Linked DNA regions of Homo sapiens: region 1 is linked to region 2. A link is a loop called in an ENCODE intact Hi-C map of the cell type or tissue named here. Cell type or tissue: Calu3. All regions are shown on one strand. Each heading gives the region's core, and the rest is flanking DNA. Links, peaks and the distances in the headings are about the cores only. Region 1 overlaps SEMA6A-AS2 (SEMA6A antisense RNA 2). Region 2 has its middle 91 kb from the start of LINC02214.

Region 1 (11,277 bases), core at 4,122-8,121, 59 kb before region 2:
ACCCCACCCTCAGTGGGAACAGGGGACAATCAGTCTCCTTCAATGGGCAAGGACTCATGGGAGGTGTGGCTACCCAAAAAAAAAACCAGGACAAGTATCCAAAGAAGGGGGAGTGGACCCTATGGTGGTGTATTAGTTCATTCTTGCATTACTATAAAAAAAAAACTTGAAACTGGGTAATTTATACAGAAAAGAGGTTTAACTGGCTCATGGTTCTACAGGCTGTACAAGAAGCATGATGCTGGCATCTGCTCAGCTTCTGGGGAAGCCTCAGGAAGCTTACAATCATGGGGAAAGCAAAGCGGGAGCATGCACATCACATGACCAGAGTAGGAGCAAGAGAGCAAGGAGGAAAGTGCTACACGCTAAATAGCCAGATCTCATGAGAACTCATTCACTATGATGAGAACAGCACCAAGAGGATGGTGCTAAACCATTCATAAGAAAACCATCCCTTGGCTGGGTGCAGTGGCTCATGCCTGTAATTCCAGCACTTTGGCTGAGGTAGACGGATCACTTGAGGTCAGGAGGTTGAGACCAACCAGGCCAACATGATGAAACCCTGTCTCTACTTAAAAAATACAGAAATTACCTGGGCATGGTGGAAGGCACCTGTAATCCCAGCTACTTGGGAGGATGAGGCAGGAGAATTGTTTGAACCCAGGAGGTGGAGGTTGCTGTGAGCCAAGATCGCGCCACTGCACTCCAGTCTGGGTGACAGAGTGAGACTCCATTTCAAAAAAAGAAAGAAAGAAAGAAAGAAAATCACCCCCATGATACAATCACTTCCAACCAGGCCCCACTTCCAACACTAGAGACTACAATTCCACATGAGATTTGGGTGGGGACACAGATCCAAACCATATCAGGAGGCCATTTCAATATCAATTCTAATAACCATGCCACCTGACTAAAATCATTCTTCTGCTCTCTGCTAAAAATCTGATTTCACCTCTGCTAAAAATCTGATTTCACCTCATCATACTCAACACAGGACTGTTTCTATTTTTGTTTGCTTATTTGTTTTGTTTTGTATTAACAGCAAATATCATGACCCATACATGTCTTGAACACACGGAATTGTAACTGGCCACAGCATTGAGTCAAAAGACTCACTTGGCAAATTCATAGTGGAAATGACTATAAAGAGTAAAGTGCACACAAAGGCCTATTCATATATTTTAAAAGTAATTCTATATGGTGCCCTGCTTTTAAAAGTGGATTTTAGTGGAATTAGATTTGAACAGCTTGAACATATGTTTAGATACATTCAATTTTAGTTTCTAGCTAATTTGATGAACTAGCAGTGAATAGTATATGTCAAGGTGAACAGGTGCTTCGGCCTCTGGCCTACCAGCCCCAGTATGATAATCTGCTGTTCTGCTGTTGTCGATCTGTTCCCACCAGGTCTCACATGAAGGAAGATGTTCACCCTGAGGACAAGGCCCCTGCATGCATTCTCAGGACGTTCATGTTTTCTTTACCCATTCCCTTCCATTCAAATGTAAGTAAATAAGAGACAAATTTTTTTATAGGTATGAATTTGAATCAGCTCTAATTTATAAAAAGAGAAAGGTTGTTTTCAAACTTTAGTTTTTGCATTAGATAGGTTTGGCTAGTTATGCTGCAACAAGAAACAACTCTTCGGGGCTTGCCACAGCAACATTTTGTTTTTCACTCAATGTGAACTTATAGCGGAGGGGATGCTCTGCTAATCAAGACCACCCAGGCACCCAGCTGGCGGAAACACCATCTCAAAGCAGCTCACAGGGTCACAGAGCTGAGCGAAGGTGACATCACCAATCACAAACTCATTCTTTATGTTTTTGCCCTGGAATGACATATCATTTTTGTTCTCATTTCATGACCAAGATAAGTCACATAGGCCATGCCATGTGGGGACAAGGAAAAGCAATCTTAACATATGCTTTGAGAAGGAAAAATGGAGTATTTGTGAGTGTTCTAATTACCACTACAGATTTAAAAAGAGAAAAATCATTAGTAACAATGAGTTAGGATATACATCACTGTTCTACTTGTTAATTGCACCTCCTGCTAGCCAATAAAAGCTTAGTTGTGCCATCTCTTAAGCTGAGGAGGTTCTTCCTGGACCATATATTCTCCATGTTTACTACACGGAAAGGGGGCTTTTTGGATATTTTGCTGATGTTTACATATTGTTAAATTCTAGTTTAGCAAAATTTAACATTGTACATATATACCTATATATTGTAGCATATTGTATAGATAAGCACAGGGCCACTCTATAATAGGTTCAAAACCAAAAGATAAAAATAGTTCTCCCATAACACAATGAATAACCAGACTGAAAATTCCACTTAAATGGTTACCTAATATTAGTCTGTATAGCATCGTCTTCTTTCTAGAAATACCTACATATGTATATTTATAATGCTTAGGAAAAACCTGGAAGTAAATTCATTAAAATGCTAATTATATCTGGTTATAATAGTAAATAGTATATTAATTTTTATTTTACTTTTCTTTTATCCGCATTTTCTAAATTTTCAATGATGAATGTCCTAAATAATAAAATTATTATCTCATTGCATTTGTGGTCAGGTGAAATAACTGAAAGCAACTGTGATAGGCAGGATTCTGAGATAGCCCCAAGATCCCAAGATTCCTCCCCACAGTGTACCTTGTATATAAGGAACACACCTTGTATAATCCTCTCCTATTGAGTGTGGGCGGCACTGTGAATACCGTGGGATATTGCTCCTGTCACTATGTTATGTTATATGACAAAAGGGATTTTGTGGATGTAATTCAGGTCCAAAATAAGTTGAGTTTGAGTTAATCAAAAGAGATATTGCCTTGGGTGGGCCTGAGCTAATACAGAGACAAGCAGCAGCAGAGGCCATCCTCTACTGACCGTGAGGAAGTAAGCTGCCCAGTTGGTAGAGGAGGGGACCATGGTTCAGCATGAGAAGGTGGCATCTGGGAGGCCTGACTGACAGCCAGCAAGAAAACTGGAACCTCAGGAATATAGCTGCAAGGAAATGAATTCTACCAACAACTGGCGAGCTTGGAAGAGGGCTCTTCCTCTCAGGTGAGCTAGCAGCCCTAACCTGCTACTTGATTTTAGCCTGGCAAAGTCTTGAGCAGAGACCCCAGCTAACCCATGCCTGGACTGCTAACCCGACAGGATCAATAGATAATGAATTTGTGTTGTGTTAAGTCACTAAGTTTGTGGCCAGTTTGTTACACAGTAAAAACAAAACAAAACAAAACAAAATACACAGCAATGTCAACAACTGTCAGAAGATTGTTCTGCATAAAGTCAAGAAAAAGTGAGGATAAACACATATTTAAAAAAAATTTTTTTTCAAATGGAAATCAAAATTGCAGTTACCTTTGTGGGAAGTTTGTTATTGGGAAGGGGCAGGCGGGAGCCTGCTGGAAATGTTCTACATCTTGATCCAGGTAGTGATTGGTGCAGATATTAAAATTCATCGAGATGTATACTTAATGACCTGTGTGCCTGTACTTACATCCCAATAAAAAATAACGAACTAAAGCCAGTGAGCTTGACATCAATCATTACGAACATTCTCTTAGGTAAGTCTATGTGTCTTGAGCATGATAGGCACTCAAGAAATACTTTTCTTTATTATAGTAAAATACACATAACATACACTTTGCTATTTTAATCATTTTAAGTGTACAATTCAGTGACATTAAGTACACTGGCATTGTTGTGCAACCAGCACCACTATTTATCTCCAGAGCTTTTTCGCCATTCCAAACTGAAAGAAATATACTTTATTGTTGAGACACCTGGCTCTGTTATTTTTTTTTTTCTATGCAAACAAGTCAAGGAACAATACCAGATGATTATCCAGGCACTTCTCATATTATGCTTGTTTTTGTGTGAAGTTAACATGAGCACTGCTATGCTTCTAGGTTTTTGTTAAGTAAAAATTCTTGGAAGATGGCCATTTATTTTACCCAATTTTATCAGCTTAGTTTTTTATAATCCCTTGCCAGCCCCCTCATCCATCACTTCCTCGCTCAAACCATATTCTCCATTATAACAAATTACTTGTGATTCTCAGAACACACTAAGACCATTTGGCCCTTGCCCGTGTACTGCACCCACCCCACCCCCCGAAATGCTGTCACACCCTTCCATGCTTGGCAAACTCAATTCAGGAAATTGCATTGAGCACTTGCTCTGCGCTGGGTGCTGGGTACCCACTGATGAACCTGCCTCAGTCTTGTAGGGAGGTGGGCACTTGTCCTTTAAGTCGTTGTGCAGATACCAGCTCCCTGTGACACCTTCTCTGACTGCCTTCCTTCTATGCCCCACTCTCCCATTGCCATCTCTTGAGGCTGTCTTAGAAATGTGCGCATACAGCCCCCTACTTCAGAAATCTCCCTATTTCTTGACTTTTTAAAATATCCTGTCTCCTCTACTTAACTGAAATTTACTTGAAAATCAGGTTGTACCTAGTTCACTTTTGTGTCCTCTGCATCTACCATACTGCCGGGCCAATGGTTGACCCTCTTTTGATATTCATTGAATGACCGACTTGAGTGTTGGGTAAGAACATTAAGGTCATAATTACATTGGAGGTGCTAGCTAAAGATCAGGGCACCTTAACATCTGAAGGTCACTGAAAGGTTTAGTTAATAGTTGTGACAGGTAGAGAAAATGAGGAGGGCACTGTTAAAGTCTTTTCTGTATGACGGGCTTGTTAATTAAACAGCAGAATGTAGGAACCTGTGAACATTGACTCCCTCCCCTAGAAATGGGCTCCCTTTCTTATTAATTAAGTTGAATGCAGTACACTGTAAATCTCCCAATGCTTATTCCACTCAGTTCATACATACTAATGAGGACACACGTATGAGTGTGGTGGTGGAGGAGGAAATCATTTATTCAGCAGTAGGAAAAAACATAACATCAGGACGTGGACCCCCTGCTGACTTTACACACAGTTTTCTTAAAGATTTATATTGGCAGACTAGTTAAGTAACTGAGTGCATTAGATAAAGAGCATGTCATTGCAAAGGTTACAAGAGACTCTTCGTGTTTCTCCACTTAACATCCTATAGATGAGGGTGGAAAGTGTGGACACAATCTCTCCGGCTCTTTCCTCCACACGTAGCTACCATGTTTAAGTTTTCTACTTCTATCAAAAATTTACAACAGAATGTTCAGAGAACTTTCACCATTCCCTGTAACTATAGAAGACAAATTTTGGTACGAGATGACACAATTACGTTTGTCTCCTTTACACTGAGTGTATTTAACATTTTAAAATGTAGGCGATAGTCTCATTAGCTAAGAGAGAAAGTATTCTGAAAACATAATCTCAGATTTTATGACTGGGCTTATGTTATTTACTAACTTCCAGAAAGAGGAAAAAGGGTAAGAAAAGTCCTCAAGTTATTGTTTCATCTGCAGGAAACGACTTGAGCTCCTCCTGGAAGTGAAATATGCATTATTTTCTACAAGCCCACATGCTTGGTCAGCTCTGTTTGTATCCTGCCTGATGACAGTTTAATGATGGCAAAACTGAAACAGTGCATGTGAATTTCATAGTATATCCACCTACTCTATTGTGTTTTGAACATCAGTCCAAACAAAATTTTTAAAAACCTACAGAGAAAGCATTTGTATGTGTATATGTGTGTGTATGTATGTGTGTGTGAATATATAAATATGGCTTTTAAAGTATTTCATAAAGATATTGAAATGAAACAATCTTCTCATAAGAAATCGGGTGAGTTGGTATTACAGTTTTCTTCCTACCCTTTTTCTTTTGTGTATATTATGGGCATAAAGGTGTAGGAACAATTTACAATAGGCGAGTGCCACTGGGTTGATTAATTGGTTGAATGGGTTTCTTTTGATTGTGGCCAGAACAAAACCTGGAACTGAGGGCCAGAAATGGGCAGTGTCTTGGCCAGTGTCACATAGCCTGTTAGAAGCACAGCAGAGGCCAGCCCCTCAGCTCTCCTGATACCCAGTGGGTTGTCATTTCACTAGAGAAAGAGATGTAGTTGCTAAAATTTTCCCTCTTTCTTTGCTTTTCTTATTTATTTTTTTCCCATATGGTGTCTTCCATCTGTATCTTGATACTGTTTCTATTAGCAACAACAAAAGAACTCACTTTTGTTTTGATTTTTAATTTCTCTTGATGCATCCAAATCTTTTTCCCACTGGGTTCCCAGCTAACTCTGTCCACTCTTCTCGTCAATACTCTGTTCCTGGGAGGTCTGGGTCTGTTTACTATGCTTTCCTGGCTGAATCAAGATAGCAGGAAGAGTTGGAGTGCTGACTTTGTTCCGTTCTCTATTTTACCACAAAAGTAGAGGGAGGTGGGGTGGTGGGAAGAGAAATTTTAACTACGGGTGAGAAATTCTTTGCTTCCTTTTATAAGAGAGGGGGTTTTCCCATCACACCAGCTGCTGTGTAGTACTAACTCATGAATCAGATCACATTCTTTCACCACCTCGCCCAGTGACACCTTCCTCAAGGCTGGACCTCTGCTGAAGAGAAGCAGGAGGAAGCTCTGCAAGGTGTGCAGAAAATACTCAGCAAGTCTTGGAAGAAATACAATATACGGCCAGGCGCGGTGGCTCACCCCTGTAATCCCAGCACTTTGGGAGGCCGAGGCAGGCAGATCACCTGAGGTCAGGAGTTCAAGATCAGCCTGGCAACATGGCGCAACCCTGTCTCTACTAAAAATAGAAAAATTAGCCGGGCGTGGTGGAGCATGCCTGTAATCCCAGCTACTTGGGAGGCTGAGGCAGGAGAATTGCTTGAACCTGGGAGGCAGAGGTTGCAGTGAGCCTAGGTTTGTGCCATTGCACTCCAGCCTGGGCAACAGAGGGAGACTCAGTCTCAAAAAAAGAAAAAAGAAAAAGAAATACAATATACAACATGCGAGCAAACTGTCAAGCTTTGATTGTTGGCTCTTCCCCTCTTCCCATTGTAGGCCCTTGGGTAAGTCGTGACTACTTTGGACCTCATTTCCTCGTCTACAAAAATTACCTCCCTCACAGGCAGGATGTGAGGATTAGCTAAAGCATTTGGCATAAAGCCTGGTCTGGAGTTAATTATTCATTTTATCAGTAGCACCAACAGGTGGGACATAATTTCTTGGGAACATTCGCAGATTTTCTCTGAATCAAGAAGTCAAGAAACAGAGCTCTGGCACCCAACATCCTTCCCTCTCTATCCCCGCCACCATATACAAGTTTTCTTTCTTGGGAATAATGGTAGGAGAAAGAGTTTAGGCTCCTGGGAGGATGTCCAGATAAGACATCAGGGCCTCAGCCAAGAGGTCTGAGTCCTAGGTGTATTCAGGTCCTCAAAGAGAGCTTCAGTGCCAGGCTGGGCACTGAGGCAAAGCCCAGAGAGCCACCGCAGCACGGGTCCTTCCACCAACTCCATGGTTTACTGGCAAAGGACTCCTGCTGAGTTGAGGAGAGCAGAGCTAAGCCTGTGGAGCAATGGCATCACCTAATCCTTCCTGGTTGGCTGTGGCTCCCAGGTTCCCTCACCACCTGCTTGGGGGTAGGTTGTGCCTTCCTGCCATCTCCATGTACCTTGTGATATAGGCCCACTCCCTTCACACGCGAATATTGCCCTCTTGGGTGCTTCATGCTGCTGGTGCTCTGCTCCATCACCTGTATCCCCATATGCCCCAGGCTCCTGCCTCCAAGCACGCAGATGGCTTCCCTGCGGCATGAAACAGTGTCTTCCTTCATCCTTAGACTGAAACACTGGCATTTCTAAAGTCACTTCCGTATGTGCAATTTGAAAGTGTCAACGCTGGCTTTGTAGACAAAAACCCCACGTGGAGGTGGAGATGGACAACTCAGACAGCAAAAAGTAGCTGCAGGCTTTCACGTGCGTCTGTGTGAAGAGACCACCAAACAAGCTTTGTGTGAACAACAAGGCTGTTTATTTCACCTGGGTGCAGGCGGGCTGAGTCCGAAAAGAGAGTCAGCGAAGGGAGATAGAGGTGAGGCTGTTTTATAAGATTTGAGTAGGTAAAGGAAAATTACAGTCAAACGGGGGTGTTCTCTGGCGGGCAGCAGTGGGGTGGCGGGGGGGCGGTCACAAGGTGCTCAGTGGGGGAGCTTTTTGAGCCAGGATGAGCCAGGAGAAGGAATTTCACAAGGTAATGTCATCAGTTAAGGCAAGGACCGGCCATTTTCACTTCTTCTGTGGCGGCATGTCATCAGTTAAGGCAGGAACAGGCCACTTAAATATCACTTCTTTCGTGATTCTTCAGTTATGTCAGGCCATCCGGAGGTCACAGGGGATATGATGGCTTAGCTTGGGCTCAGAGGCCTGACACAGGCCTCCATGGATTCCCAGCTGCCCTGGAATCTCCTGTTTCAGGGGGAGTTCACAGGAAGCCATGTTAGGGCATTTCCATGTCGTCCTGGGCCCAGACTTCCAGCCCCGAGCAAGGACTTCAAGTCTTGGTCAACTGCCATGACAGGGCCTCAGCATGGCAGCTCTCACTGCAAAAGCTGGCAGGCCTTCAGAAGAAGCTGAAGGTTCCTCTGCCATTTCCAGTGTAATTCTCTGAAGCCCGGGCCCATCCAGTTTAACTGAGTAGCTCCCCTTCTCATACTCCTCCCACTGTGATGAGAGGCAGAATGAGGCTCGCTATAACACATTGTGAAACAGGTAAGAGGAGGCAGAACCGAGGGTACAAATTCATTTTTCTTGTTGCCATATTTCCTTGCTCGTTATAGTTTCTTTGCACCCTAGAGCTCTTGTCAGCGACCCATTTTGTGAATGGAGACATTTCTGCTTTGAAGTCATAATTTATCCTGCAAGAGCTGCTAAAAGAAGCACTTTTAAACTCAGATCTGAGCGAAGGCTGGGAATTGTAAGTCACCTACAAGCACTTGGGTAAATTGCAAAGAGTAGAGTCTTTACCTCAGGGAGTTAATTTTAACTTATTGCTTTTTCGTCTGAAGATGGTTTTCTCAAACATTTTCTCCCTCTTGCTTTCATTGCAAATTCTGGCTTAGGTTGTACAAATTAGTGGTCTGTGATTTATTTATGACATTTAGTTTGCTGTAAGTTAACTTGGACTATTGCATCATTAACTATCTAGCTAAACAACAGTTTTAAAAATTAGCCCATGGAAAGCCTAGGGAAACATTATGTATTTTTTGACCTACTCAAAGTCAATTACAATTACTACCAGCCATCCCTCTTCATAAGTCTTAGAGAGGGAATATGGAAGAGAAGTCAAGAGGCTTCACGCACTTGCATAAGCCTGGATTCAAATCATGTCTTTCCCTGTGATCATTTCTGTGACCTTGGGCAAGTTACTTAACCTCTCTGGGCTTCAGTTTCCTCAACTGTGAATGGAAGTAAAGCTTCTGCCTTCCTCCTAGGGTTGTTGCAAGTAGAAAATGAGTCACAGATGTACAAAGACATTAGAAGGCTGCCTGCAACATAGAAGCAAAATGTAAGTACATTTTATTATCAAACTGTCTTCTAAATGTGTTCAGAATATGTAAATACATGGAGATGAGAGACATACAGAAAGTATTTATTTGTAAAAACAGGTATCTTTTGCTTTTATGGTTTGATTAATAATTAAATGGCTATTCAAAGCAGATCAGATTTAATGCAAAGGCATTCATAGTTTTACCCACTGAAGGTGTTTTGTTTTTTGTTAAATACAATCAGGTGCATTATCTATTTAAATCTTCTGGGTCTTGTGACAATGCTGTTTTGAATCCCATGTTTTAAAGGTTGACAGAAAATGTCTTCAATGTGTGAGTTTGCATAATAGAAGCTATCTGACTGAATAGGGCTATATTAAGTGGCCAGCGTCTCTGGAATCTCCTCACCACTCTTCCATACCTTCCCACACACTCTCAACAGACACATGTGGCACACTTACTGTAAGCGACAGAAAAGAAAAGTAATAAAAACACATCTCTGTCTCCATATGTTATTGCATTTTCTACACACTGCGTTTTCAGAGTAACTATCTTGTTGTTAAATTTGCTTGTAGCTGACAAAGCTATTCAGGAATAAACAATACCCTCTGTCAGTTGATAGGTGGCCAATTTTCCAAAGAGGATTCTTTTGGAACCCCTTAAAGTATTCCTTTGTTGCCCGGGCGCGGTGGCTCACGCCTGTAATCCCAGTACTTTGGGAGGCCGAGGTGGACGGATCACGAGATCAGGAGATCGAGACCATCCTGGCTAACACGGTGAAACCTCGTCTCTACTAAAAATACAAAAAAAAAAAAATTAGCCGGGCGTGGTGGCGGGCGCCTGTAGTCCCAGCTACTGGGGTGGCTGAGGCAGGAGAATGGCGTGAACCCAGGAGGCGGAGCTTGCAGAGAGCCGAGATCGCGCCACTGCACTCCAGCCTGGGCCACAGAGCGAGACTCCATCTCAATATATATATATATATATTCTTTTCTTGTAACCCACAGAAAGTCACAAGAGAGCAATTGAAATGTGTAATTGAGTTTTATTAAGAACCCACTGGAACAGGGATAACTGCTTTCTTGCTTACACACACACACTCCTTTCCCTTCATTCCTTTATTTTTTTGGGGGGTGGCGGGGCTTTCTTAACAAAGAAATAATTTGGGCCGGGCGCGGTGGCTCACGCCTGTAATCCCAGCACTTTGGGAGGCCGAGGCGGGTGGATCGTGAGGTCAGGAGATCGAGACCATCCTGGCTAACAAGGTGAAACCCCGTCTCTACTAAAAATACAAAAAATTAGCCGGGCGCGGTGGCGGGCGCCTGTAGTCTCAGCTACTCGGGAGGCTGAGGCAGGAGAATGGCGTGAACCCGGGAAGCGGAGCTTGCAGTGAGCCGAGATTGCGCCACTGCAGTCCGCAGTCCGGCCTGGGCGACAGAGCGAGACTCCTTCTCAAAAAAAAAAAAAAAAAAAAAAAAAAGAAATAATTTGGAGCTAAATCTCTACTGATTGGGGGCCACTTCGTCTTCACAGTGTGGATTTAGCAAGGCTCTATTATCATATCCATTTTATTGCCAGAAAGTCCAAGGGATTTGGCCAATTTTGGTATAAATTAGATTGATCACCTGGCAGTCACAATTCAGCCACATGGATTTAAGCAGCTCTTTAATAGTTTGGGGACCCCTAAAGGAAAGGTCATGCAACTCTAATTTTAGAGAATGGGAGATGGGAGTAGCCAGAGGGAAGGAGGTTTGCAGTCTTAACCTGGAGGCTCCAAGTTCTGTTTCCAGCGCAATTCTCTTCCTTCAAACCCCAGGGAAACAG
Region 2 (11,277 bases), core at 4,648-8,647:
ATCTATCTTTGTGACATGAATTCTCCAGAAGATGAGTGAAGCTGCTGTGGTAAGGACCCTCAGCCTTCTCAGCCACACTTAGGAACTTGAAAAACATCATCACTGATGTTTCTTCCCTGTTCTCCTGCCATAACGGTTAGCCCTCATAGAAACTCATAGTATTCCATGTGGTTGTTTCATGGTAATCAATTTTCTCTCCCGAACTCAGTTCAGCTTCCTTTGAGGGCCTTCCATGTCTTATACTTTTCTTCCTGCCTGGCAGAAGTGCTCACTAAGCAGTGGTTGGAAGAACGAATGAATAAACGATCACTAGTAGCAGTGAAGAGCTCATAACAACAGTCTTTTTGATTGATTGCAATTTTTGAAGAACTAAAAGTAAGCATATTCACAAGTATGCAGATAAGGTTACTTGTAACACAGGATGAATATCCCTTATCTGAAATGTTTGGGACCAGAAGTATTTCAGATTTCTGATTTTTTTAGATGTTGGAATATTTGCATATACATAATGAGATATCTTGTGGAGGGGAACCAAGTCTAAAGATGATATTTATGTTTCATATACACCCTATACACACAACCTGAGGGTAATTTTATAAAATATTTAAAATAATTTTGTGCATGAGACAAAATTTGTGTTAAGCACTTGTGTGTGGAATTTTCCAATTGTGGTGTCATGTCATCCCTCAAAAAGTTTTGGATGCTCAACCTGTATGAGGTTAAGTGTAGCATAAGCATCAAATATAGTTATATGGACCTCAAGTTACAATAAATGGAGGAATAGCCAAGTCTCAGTCAAGAACCGTATGCTTTAAGGATCATCTACTGAGAACTTCTCACTTTTAAAATGAGGTCTAAAGGAAAGAGGTGACTTGTCCAAGATCCCATTTCTGGTGGAAGAGCCTGAAATAAAACTGAGAAAAGGCTATTTCTAAGTCTGCCCTCAGACTACTGCCTCTGGAGACTTATCCTTCAGGGACCCCTCCAGGAGATCCGTGGGTGCTGCCAGAGCTCTCCATGCCAAAACCTCTTGCTCCAAACTCTTTTGGCCAACAACTCTTCCAAAGTCTTGCCAGTTGATGAGTCAGAGAAAAAGAAGTGGCAGCAACAGAAGAAGAACTAAGAACGGAGGAAGGAGCTGGCCAGCAAATGTGGGACAAGGGCTGTGGGGAGACACTGGTGACAGTGGTGAGATGGGTCTGAGACTCAGGGCAGTGGAGACTCAGGCATCTGCTCTCAGAGTTTGGAGAGCTCCTTTCTGCTGCAGGAGCAGAAAAGAGATGCAAGTTTCCAGTGAACCAGATATTTCCAAAGAATATCTGCAAACCTACTCTGAGATTTTCGTTTAAAATACATTTGAACTGAGACATGATATAAACAGGGCATTTTGTGCCCTGAGTGTGGAGAGTCAGAGAAAATTATCCTCAGAGAAAGAAGAAAGAAGCAACCTCACAGAGCAGAGTAAAGGTGAGAAATGAATCATCTGAGCCGGGGCATAAAATATTAGCTCCTGACAGCTTTTCTGTCCCAGGCCTCAGTCCCCGTGTTCCTCCTTTTTTTATTTAAACAAATTTAAATGAGTTTTTGTTCCTTGCAATCAAATAGTTCCTGACTAATATCTGGAGTCATAAATTGCAATTCTTCACCTTCTGTCTCCTACCAACTTGAACACCTAATCCAAGAAAATAAAGACAAACAGAATAGCCAACAATTATGCAATAGTAATTAAACACTTTCATGCAATCCTAGTTTTGTTACTCATTTGTAAACTAGTCTGTGAGTCTAATCACCATTTGCAATATTATTTCTACATCAAAATGCATTTTGAGCTCCCAACATCCAAGTTAGTAATTTTAAAAACTAGCTTAAAGGTTAATTTCTGCGCACGCATGCATGCATGTGTGTGTGTGTGTGTTTGAAGTAACTTTGTCCATTTATAGATTAATGTTACAGTGCAAAAAACAAAATGGATTTTGGACTCTGTTGGCTGAATCACTAGTGACTGTAGGACTCTGGACAAGTCAATTCAATTTTTTGAACATCAGTTTGTTTCATTATTCCTAAAATGGGTTGGGGGCCATAATACTCTCACCTTTGGATTGTTTTGATGATTAATTGACTTAGTTCCCATTAATTGCTGGTGTTTGACACATAGCAGGCCTTCCATAGATGGTAATTCTTTCCTTTTTCTTTTTTGTCTTCTTTTTTTTTTTTCACCATGGTCAGATGAGTCCTATCCACTGATATAGTCCCTCAAACACACTAATTATTTGGTTTATTTTTGCTAAGCTGGAAGCAGATGAAAGTTGACTTTTGCATTACTGACAAGCCTCTTTCAAACTATGTTGTCTCCTATTATTTCACCAAACCCCTGGATTATTTCCTGATCTTGGGAAAAGAAGAGAGGGTTTTTTTTGTTTTGTTTTGTTTTGTTTAAGGCTATTGACTAAATGCAAATCCGAATTCAAAGAGTTACCAGTATAATTTATTTATTTTATTGAATGATAACTCTAGCATGTAGAACTAAGATCTTCAGGAAAGCAGCAGTGATGGCATCCTCTTAGATTCTCTTTATAGTCAGCTAGAGGGATCCTGATGCGATTTAGGTGTGATTTAGTTTGTCAGTGGATTAAACTTTGAACTCCATTGTAAACAAATCAGCTGACTCTCCCTGCAGGAATTTTGCTTTTATGAGCAAGACTTCATTTCAGAGCCCACTTTTTTTTCTTTTTTTTTTGAAAGAGTTACATAGCCTACAGCTTTCCTGGGTCACACTTATTGGTGTCTTCATATTTTAATTTTAATAAGGACATGAGTAAATTATAGAATCCCAGTTGACTATGTTTTGTTCTTTGGAGTGGAGATGAATTTCTCAAAGTTCTTCTCATCACTTATGCTGTGAATTATATCACTGAAGAAGTTGAGAATTACTATGCAGAGTGTAAGAGTATGAATTTAAGAAGAGATTGGAATATGTTTTAAGAGCTGATGCAAAATAATCAGTATGTAGAATATACAGGGAGAAACTTGGTGACTCAATGGGACAAGGGAGTCCACATGACTGATTCTTCAAGTCTAAAGCTCATAACCCTCTCTCTTCTGTATACATCATACCCAAATGTACATACTGTACATGTGTATTGGTTTGATAAATGTGCTTTTTAATAATGTTGCCTTTTAATTCACTGACAATAGATTTTTTCATGTGACAGTGCCACTAGGTGTTCATTTTAGGAAATCAGACCTCATCGTTTTACAAAAGAAATAATATTATCAACAGAAATAAGACTGAAAAACAATGACTAGACTAAGGAGAACTAAAACTTACTAAGCGCTCACTTTATGCTGGGTACTGTGCCAAGTGTGTTAAATACTCATTACCTCTTTTAATTCTTGGAGCCACCTTATAAGTTCTATTGTTATTTCCTTTATACCATTGCTGAAATTAGATTAAGTTACTCGCCCAGGGATATACACAGTGCAGTGAGATTCAAACAGAAGCCATTTGTTCTGCTGGGCAATATGTACTTTGTGTCCGATCCCATAGAAGAGTATTATTTTAACAAAGTCAGATTGAACTTATTAGTGATGTGGGAACTATTTAACAGATAGGAACTTCAGAGCAATTGGAAATATCTCAGTTAGTGACAGATGTTGTTGATCACAAAAGTTCTTCCAGATCGCTTGCTTCATTGGTCAAACTCAATTTTAGAAAGGTGCCGATTCACCAACACAGTAGTTTTGTATTATGGCCAGATGCTTATTCAATACTTGAGAATGTTTTCTCTCAATTCAGTCTAATGGGAAATTAACCAATGGCTTTTGGGGAAAGCAAAAAAATGAAAGGGCTGGGATAGGATACAGATAATAATCTTGTTCATAAAGGAGCTGCCAATCCCCCACCCTCTGCTGAGGGCATCCCAGGGATTGCCAGTTGCTTTGTCTTGCTTGACACAAAACTCTGTTGTTTGTCCAACTGTTGCCAAGTGATACTTTGACATTTGCATAGCCAGGAAGTACTAGAAAATAGAGCTCCAACATTTCCCTGTATTATTTTTATAGTAATTAGGAGTAAAAATTATTTTTAGATTTCTGGCAGTAACTATTTTTTGCAGTTCCTTTTTTAACTTTGTAAATAAAATTCTATTTCCTGGTTGCCTGGAATGAGAGATTTATGACAAATACTAGCTCCTGGAAGACTGAGTGACATTCTGTATATTTTTGTGAGACAAATTCCAGGATTCTTGGGTAGGAATTAATTCTTCATGGAAGAACGTTTTCAGTGGGAACATAATATGGGAAGAATTACTCATACTCACTATTGCCCATCATTACATATAAAAGTACAGTTCTTTTCTCGTTTTAATTGTTTAAAATGTGCAAAGATTGGTAATTTATATGGAATCAGAAAAACCCCTATGTTGTTCCTACAGGTGCGTAGAGTGAAAGAATCTATATGTTGTTTGGATCTAAATGTTGCTGGGCTACACGATAGCACTTGTTCTACTTTAGCATACTGAGTATACTTCATCTTTAAATCAAGCAATATTTCATCAGGAGCATATTACAATGTGCCTATGTATGTATTACTTATCTTGCATTCTTAAACATTAGGCACATTTTATTTCACTGTCTATTGGTCTCTTTTATAAAATTGCATTAGATTTTTTTGTCTGGGAAAAAGGGATTGCTTAAAATTCAACCATCTTGTGTGCCTGGTATACACTTACATTCTAATAAGCACTGTGAGGGGGATCCAGAAATGAAATAGACATAGTCCCTTCTCTTCCAAAAAATGGTAGTAGAAAAGTTACAAATGAGTGTCCTGCATGGAAAAATAAAGGGGGAAAAAAGAACACCCTAAAATATGCATAGTCACTTGGAAATCTACTCTGCTTGTCTCCAAAGTTGTGGGTTTGAAAGATTGACTTCTTGTCTGTAGAATCAGCACCCCAAAATATCAGTGAATTAGCAGCTATTGACCTCCATCTTGGGAACTTTCAGAATTGAATGTTTCATATTCTATTCCCTTGGCAGGTTAAAAAATGCTTTTCTTACTTGATATATTGCATAAGTTAACAGTTTCTGAAAAACGCATGAATCAGCTTATCAGAAATACTCTAAATGCACAGCAAATGCAAAGTCATATTCAAAGAATTCTACTGCAAGAAATTTAGTGCGATGTGATTTAAACATGCCCCTAAAATGTGAGGCTTGAGCTTGGACTTTTCTCTGGGATTAGGAAGACATGATGAGCTTGAAACTGAAAAAGAAAAAAACCATTGATAGTTCTGTTTGCACTCTACCCCATTCTCATGGCCTCTAAGTGCACTTGTTTGTGTTTTGGTTGAACAAGGGAGGTGATTATTTCTTCAGCATGTGACTCTTTCAGTTTCAAGCATACACACAGGCTTTTCTCATCTCTGTGAGGTCACAGAGATATGCCTTTTACATGATAGGTTACTGAGGTTGGGGCTTGGTGCTGTGGGGGTGTACCAGTCAAACCTCCTTTGTCTGCTATGTTGGTTTCAGTTCCTTGCTGGCTGTTGGCTGGAGGCTTCAGTTTCCCTACCACATAGACCTCTCCATAGGGTAGCTCACAACATGGCGGCTGGCTTCCCCCCAGGGAGAGCAATGAGGGATGGGGAAAGAGAGAGAGAGATAGTTTGTGCAAGCAAGCAAGAGAGAGCAAAGGCCAGTGGCAGTCTTTTGTAACCTAATCTCAAAAGTGACATATCACTTCTGCCACATTCTTTTGTCACATAGACCAAACCTACTGTGATGTGGGAGGATACTATCCAGAGGTGTGGATGCCAGGAAGGATCAGTGGTAACCATCAAGACTGGCTACCATAAAATGCTTTTGTTGGTTTGGGAAACTTTCTGGGAAAGCTTTCCTGTTTACGTTGTGTTGGTAAAGTCTTGTTAAGCTTTCAGTCTGATGGTTTTGAATACAGGATTAAATTTGACGAAACTAATAGTTGACAAAGCATCTCAGAGAATGTGAGTTTATAACTGGTTGCTGACACATACATAACATCAATGGTGTGAAGTATGGATATAATGCATGTACACTTAAAAATAACTTTGTATAGTGAGCCAAGATCGTGCCACTGCCCTCCAGCCTGGACAACAGCGAGACTCTGTCTCAAAAAACAAACAAACAAACAAACAAACAAAAAAAATGCTTTGTATACCCAGATACTTTCTGTAAGTTTTAGTATATGAGATTTAGACTTACCTAGTCTTTACTCTTTCAAAGTTGTTAGATTTTTTTTTCTCTTGAATTGTCTTCAGTTGGCTGTAATTTTATGCAAGTATAAATATGCAAACAGCCTACCTATACTGAAAGTACCTTAGTTTAACTCATTTGATGGACTTTAACTGTTTGGGACTCCAGTGTTCAATAGTGCTTTGTACAGCAGAAGGAAGTATGTGTGGTAATAGGTCCTGACATCATACCACATTCCATTAGCTACTTATTCTTTTATTAATTAACATCCTTTGGCATATGGTATATTGATGGGCTGTGAAAGAAGCAGAGAGGTTGAGAAATAATATTTAACTAACTTGGACACTAAGCAAAACCTTGTTTTTGTGCAAAAGAATGCTCCATGCCTTAAGGGAAGAAGATGGAATGTGTTCCAGTGATTAAATAAATCATGTTGAGCTTGATTTTTGTTTCCTTGTTTTATCCTTCAAGGTACTAGGAGATTGGCATCTTGGAGGAACACAAATAGAGATTTCAGGTGACAGGGAGGGGCTTCTGGATTTGATACCTCATATATAAGGTGAAGTGATAATATGAGTGGTTTTTTTTTGTTTGTTTGTTTGTTTTTTGAGACAAGGTCTCACTATATCACCCAGTGATATAATGGAGTGTAGTGGCGTGATCTCAGCTCACTGCAGCCTCGACTTCTGGGCTCAGGCAATTCTCCCACCTCAACATCCTGAGTAGCTGGGACCACAGGCACATGCCACTATGCCCAGCTAATTTTTTCTGTACTTTTTAGTAGACATAGGGTTTCACCATGTTGCCCAAGCTGGTCTTGAACTCCTGAGCTCAAGCAGTCTGCCAGGCTTGGCCTCCCAAAGTGCTGGAACTACAGGTATGAGCCACTGTGCGTGGCCTGATAATATGAATTTAACCAAGTGTGTATGATAGATTATCACAGTTTCTTTAAGGAGGTACTCTGTCCAGCCCTTGGAGTCATTGGCAAGGATGACTCCAGGTTTTTGGAACTCTTTAGGAAAAATAATACACAATTACATATATAAATAAGGTATGAAAATAAATATTTATTTCGAATGAGAAAAGAAGCAACAAATAATTTATTTAAAATCTATTAATTACCACACACATCATGAATCCAGAAAAAAAGTCACGATAGCTTTTACCTCCACACATTTAAGAAAGCTTTTCTCTTTTACCACCCACAAACTTTTGGTACTGGGCACTGTGGGACAACTTTCTATCACAACATGACTTCAGGCCTTGTATCTTCACATCTCAACACTGGGTGAATTGGCACTGTGGGTGCTAGGACTATTCCTGAAGTTATTAATTGGGGATGACTAGTGATAACTGCACACAGAAGTCACTGCAAACCCCATAAACATATCACACTCAAACCCAGCCAGGGGATCCCCAACTCAACATCCCCTATCAGATACTGAAAATGCACATGGCCACTCTGGCTCCTTCCAACATGAGGGGAAGTGTGTTGGAGGCCAAGTCAGAGTGAAAGGGGACAATAGTCTCTGTCCATGCTAATAGAAAGATCTTGCTTTTAGAAGTTTTACAATAACGTGACAACAAGAACACATAGGTAGGGCCCTTTTCAGGGTCTGTGTAAAGTGAAGAGCCATGAAATTTAAATGCCATTAGCTTTACTGGAAATCCATTTCTGATCCTTGGACTCAAAATCGCTATTCTGAGACATGCTGACTGGCCCAGACAAGCTGATCACATTTTGCCTTTAACTTAAGTGTTAACCCTTATGACCAGAATCGGTGACCCTAGAGCTGTGAAAAGTTCAGCTGTCTTTGTATCCCTGCTCAGCTGACCTGGATTCAGTATACTTTTCTTTGTTAAATTCATCATTTAGGTTCTGTGTTTTGGAAAATGAAATTTTGGTATTGATAGAATATGGCCAGGGTTGGCTATGATATCACTTTCTTTCTGCCTCTTCCCCAATGGGCAGTGAACCTTGAAAGGCAGTGAGGAATGCTAATTCAGGCCTTGTTTATTGTCATTGTACACCCATGGAGTGCTAAATTGCAGATCTAAATGTATGGCTAATCTTCTATGCTATGTGTTAGATTAGTGAGGATGATAATTAGTTGAAATTAGGAAAATAGAACCTAAGACAGGAAAGTGATACCCTGGAAAATCAGAGTCCTCAGAGTTCTACTTGTCCTGTTGTTACTGGCCAATTCTTGCACAGTTCTACCCAGGGTGGGTGCAATACAAAAGTCGTTATGCTTAAGAGTACTTTTGTTTTTCCTCTGGAGGCAGAATTGAAACAACTGACTTCTTCTCAATGTAGACAAGAACTACGCATGGGCAGAAAGTGAAATCATTAGCTTTCTATAGATCTTGGGTAATATAAGCTTTAAGCTTATGAATTTTAAAAAGCAGGCTTGACTCATCTCTGCCTCCCATGATAAACATTTTCTACTAAGTCCACGTGTGTTAAACATGCTTCTTGCAATGTAATGGGTATCCAAGGTTAGATTTTAGTTTAATCCATCAAACACGTCCATAAGCATAAGGAATTCTGTGTTGCACTCACCCTAGGAAAAACTGTGCAAGAATCAGCCAGTCCCAACAGGACAAGTAGAACTGTGAGAAATCTAGTTTTTCAGGCTATCACATTCCTGTCTTACTTTCCATTTTTCTAATTTTAACTAATTTCATCCTCTAACACATAGCATGAAAGCTTAGCCATTCGTTTAGATCTGCAGTTCAGATTCCCGCCTGGTTTTTTTTTCAGTCTCCTCCTCCTCCTTCCTTTTATTAATCAATTCCTTGGTGAACAAAAATCTAGTCTTTCTAGTCCAAATTTGAATTTTCACTCTATGTTGGCAAGATTTTCTTATCTATCCTGGTGAGAGATTTCGGCAAAAGTCAGACCGCCTGCTGCCTGAAACACCTGACTGAACTTGGAAGGTAAAATAGGTAACATGTGACCAATTTAATCAGTAGGCAGGATGATGTTTTTGTTTTCCTTTCCTCTTCTCTTCTTTCAAGCCCTTATGTGCTATATAACCCCAAATAAAATCATGCACAACTTATGTATATGTTTAATTCAAAAGCATTCTGTGTAAAGATAAAACTGAAATTTCATCTTAAATAGATCTATTCATTCAGTGCTTTGGAGGCCAGCCAGGAATGAACTCCAAATGTGAGACTCTGCAACAGCAACCAAAAGCACATGCTCCATGTGACTTAAACCTATATTTTCAAATGGCCGATAGAACAAGTTTCAAATGCTTTCAAGCTGCGACTAGGCTCATGTGGAGAGATAAACAGAGGCCCCAAACTGTGGGCTGAATATATAAGTCATCAAAGCAATTTTAAAATCAATTCAGCGTTTGACAAGGAGCCAATATGGTTCCCTTGTGATTAGAATGACATGCTCAGGCTACTACTGTGGGTAAAATTCTGACAGCAGTGTTTTGTACATGTTGGAACCTATGAAAGATCCCCCTCCTGCCTCCCCGCTCCAAGGAAAACGATAATGAAGCATTACAATGGTGTATCTGTGAGATCACTAACACATGGGCGCCATTTGACTATGAGGGCATTGATGAAATTCTAGTGACTGGGCAAAAGAGCCCAAGACCCGAGTTTATGGTATGGCCTCAACCACATTTATAAAAACAAACAAAACAATCATCTCTGAATCTAGAGATAATTGAAAACATGCTTCTTCTAAGGATAAGGAGTGTTTTTTTGTGTTTGTGGAGAATCAGGACAGAGGGAGAATGGCAGTGACTGAAACACTATAATGGGCCCTCACGTTTGTTCATTTTCACAAGGGAAAATAAAAAAGAACTTGCTAATCAGAGGCCCATTTGCCACTGATAGTTTTCTTCTTTATATAAGTTCCAGTTTTAAGTCCCTTTTTCTTATCCTAAGAAGTTCTCTTGGCTCCTCAATGTGTAGAGAAGACCTGGTGGAAAGTGGGGTTCACTGTACTTTCATTTTATAGCCTAACTTCAATCATTGTTTATTTTATTTTTTTCTTCACTTTGGAAGTGATTACCTTGATTTCTTTTTTTTTTTTTTTTTTTTTCTTTTTGAGATGGAGTTTTGCTCTTGTTGCCCAGGCTGGAGTGAAATGGAGCAATCCCAGCTCACTACAACTTCCACCTCCTAGGTTCAAGCAATTCTCCTGCCTCAGCCTCCTGAGTAGCTGGGATTACAGACATGCACCACCTCGCCTGGCTAATTTTGTATTTTTAGTAGAGATGGGGTTTCTCCATGTTGGTCAGGCTGGTCTTGAACTACCAGCCTCAGGTGATCCACCCACCTCGGCCTCCCAAAGTGCTGGGATTACAGGCGTGAGCCACTGTGCCTGGCCTACCTCGATTTCTTGTTGGTAAATCAGAAGAGATAAATGTCCCACAGCTGCGATTTTGATGGTAAGCTCCTATCTCATTGTAACAGGCTCAAGGCCAAATTTTCTCCTTGGCCTTCATGTCCCCATTCTTTCAACCTCAGACTCATCACCTGCTTGTGCACTTTTGCCACCATCTGGCACTGCCAGTGTGCCAGCCTCCTTCTCTTTTTCTCCGTAAAGTACTCCAGTCACAGAAGGCTTAGTTGCTTCTGTCCTGCCCTGGCCCACGTCTCTGGTCCTCATGCTCCAAGGAGAGCAGGTAACAGGGGTAAGGGATCCGTACATATCAGGCACACAATAGGAACATTGTTCATTGTTCAGCTCAGCTTCTCCTGTTGATTCAGTGCACTGAACAATCCTGTACCTGGATCAATAATAAATAATATTGCTAAAGATGCTGGAGCAAAGCCCAGGCGAAACTGTACTGAATGAAGCTCACAAACATGGTTTAGCTGGTTCCCTGGGAAACATTCTTGGGAGAGGCAAAGTTATGGAAAACTACTCTTGTTTTTCCAAGAATATGTGGTACAGGCTTGTGACAACCTTTAAGGGGGAAAAAATATCTCCACAGTCACATCAGGTCAATCTCCTGTTAAACATCCAAACTCGTTTTCATGACCCTGAATGAGCTGCCCAGCTTTCTGAGCTCA

The links. A loop is a pair of places that touch in the nucleus more often than their neighbours do. Peaks named below come from ENCODE experiments on the same cell type or tissue, not always from the same donor. Only the 100,000 strongest peaks of a DNase experiment are listed, where the experiment ranks them.
Region 1: a loop joins it to region 2, with 4 times the contacts of the local background. A loop is called at or near these places in 1 of 110 quality-filtered maps.

Annotation. Positions count from the first base shown.
Region 1 is chr5:116,607,693-116,618,969 of GRCh38, forward strand. It overlaps SEMA6A-AS2 (SEMA6A antisense RNA 2), which reads left to right. Exons shown (of 3, transcript NR_147170.1): 3 at 1,408-3,508. Among named protein-coding and RNA genes, the nearest start is that of SEMA6A, 39 kb to the left of the region's middle. In Calu3, for the core only: no CTCF peak of the experiment used is centred there; DNase peaks (open chromatin) are centred at 6,489 and 7,009.
Region 2 is chr5:116,665,922-116,677,198 of GRCh38, forward strand. No RefSeq gene overlaps it. Among named protein-coding and RNA genes, the nearest start is that of LINC02214, 91 kb to the right of the region's middle. In Calu3, for the core only: no CTCF peak of the experiment used is centred there; a DNase peak (open chromatin) is centred at 6,451.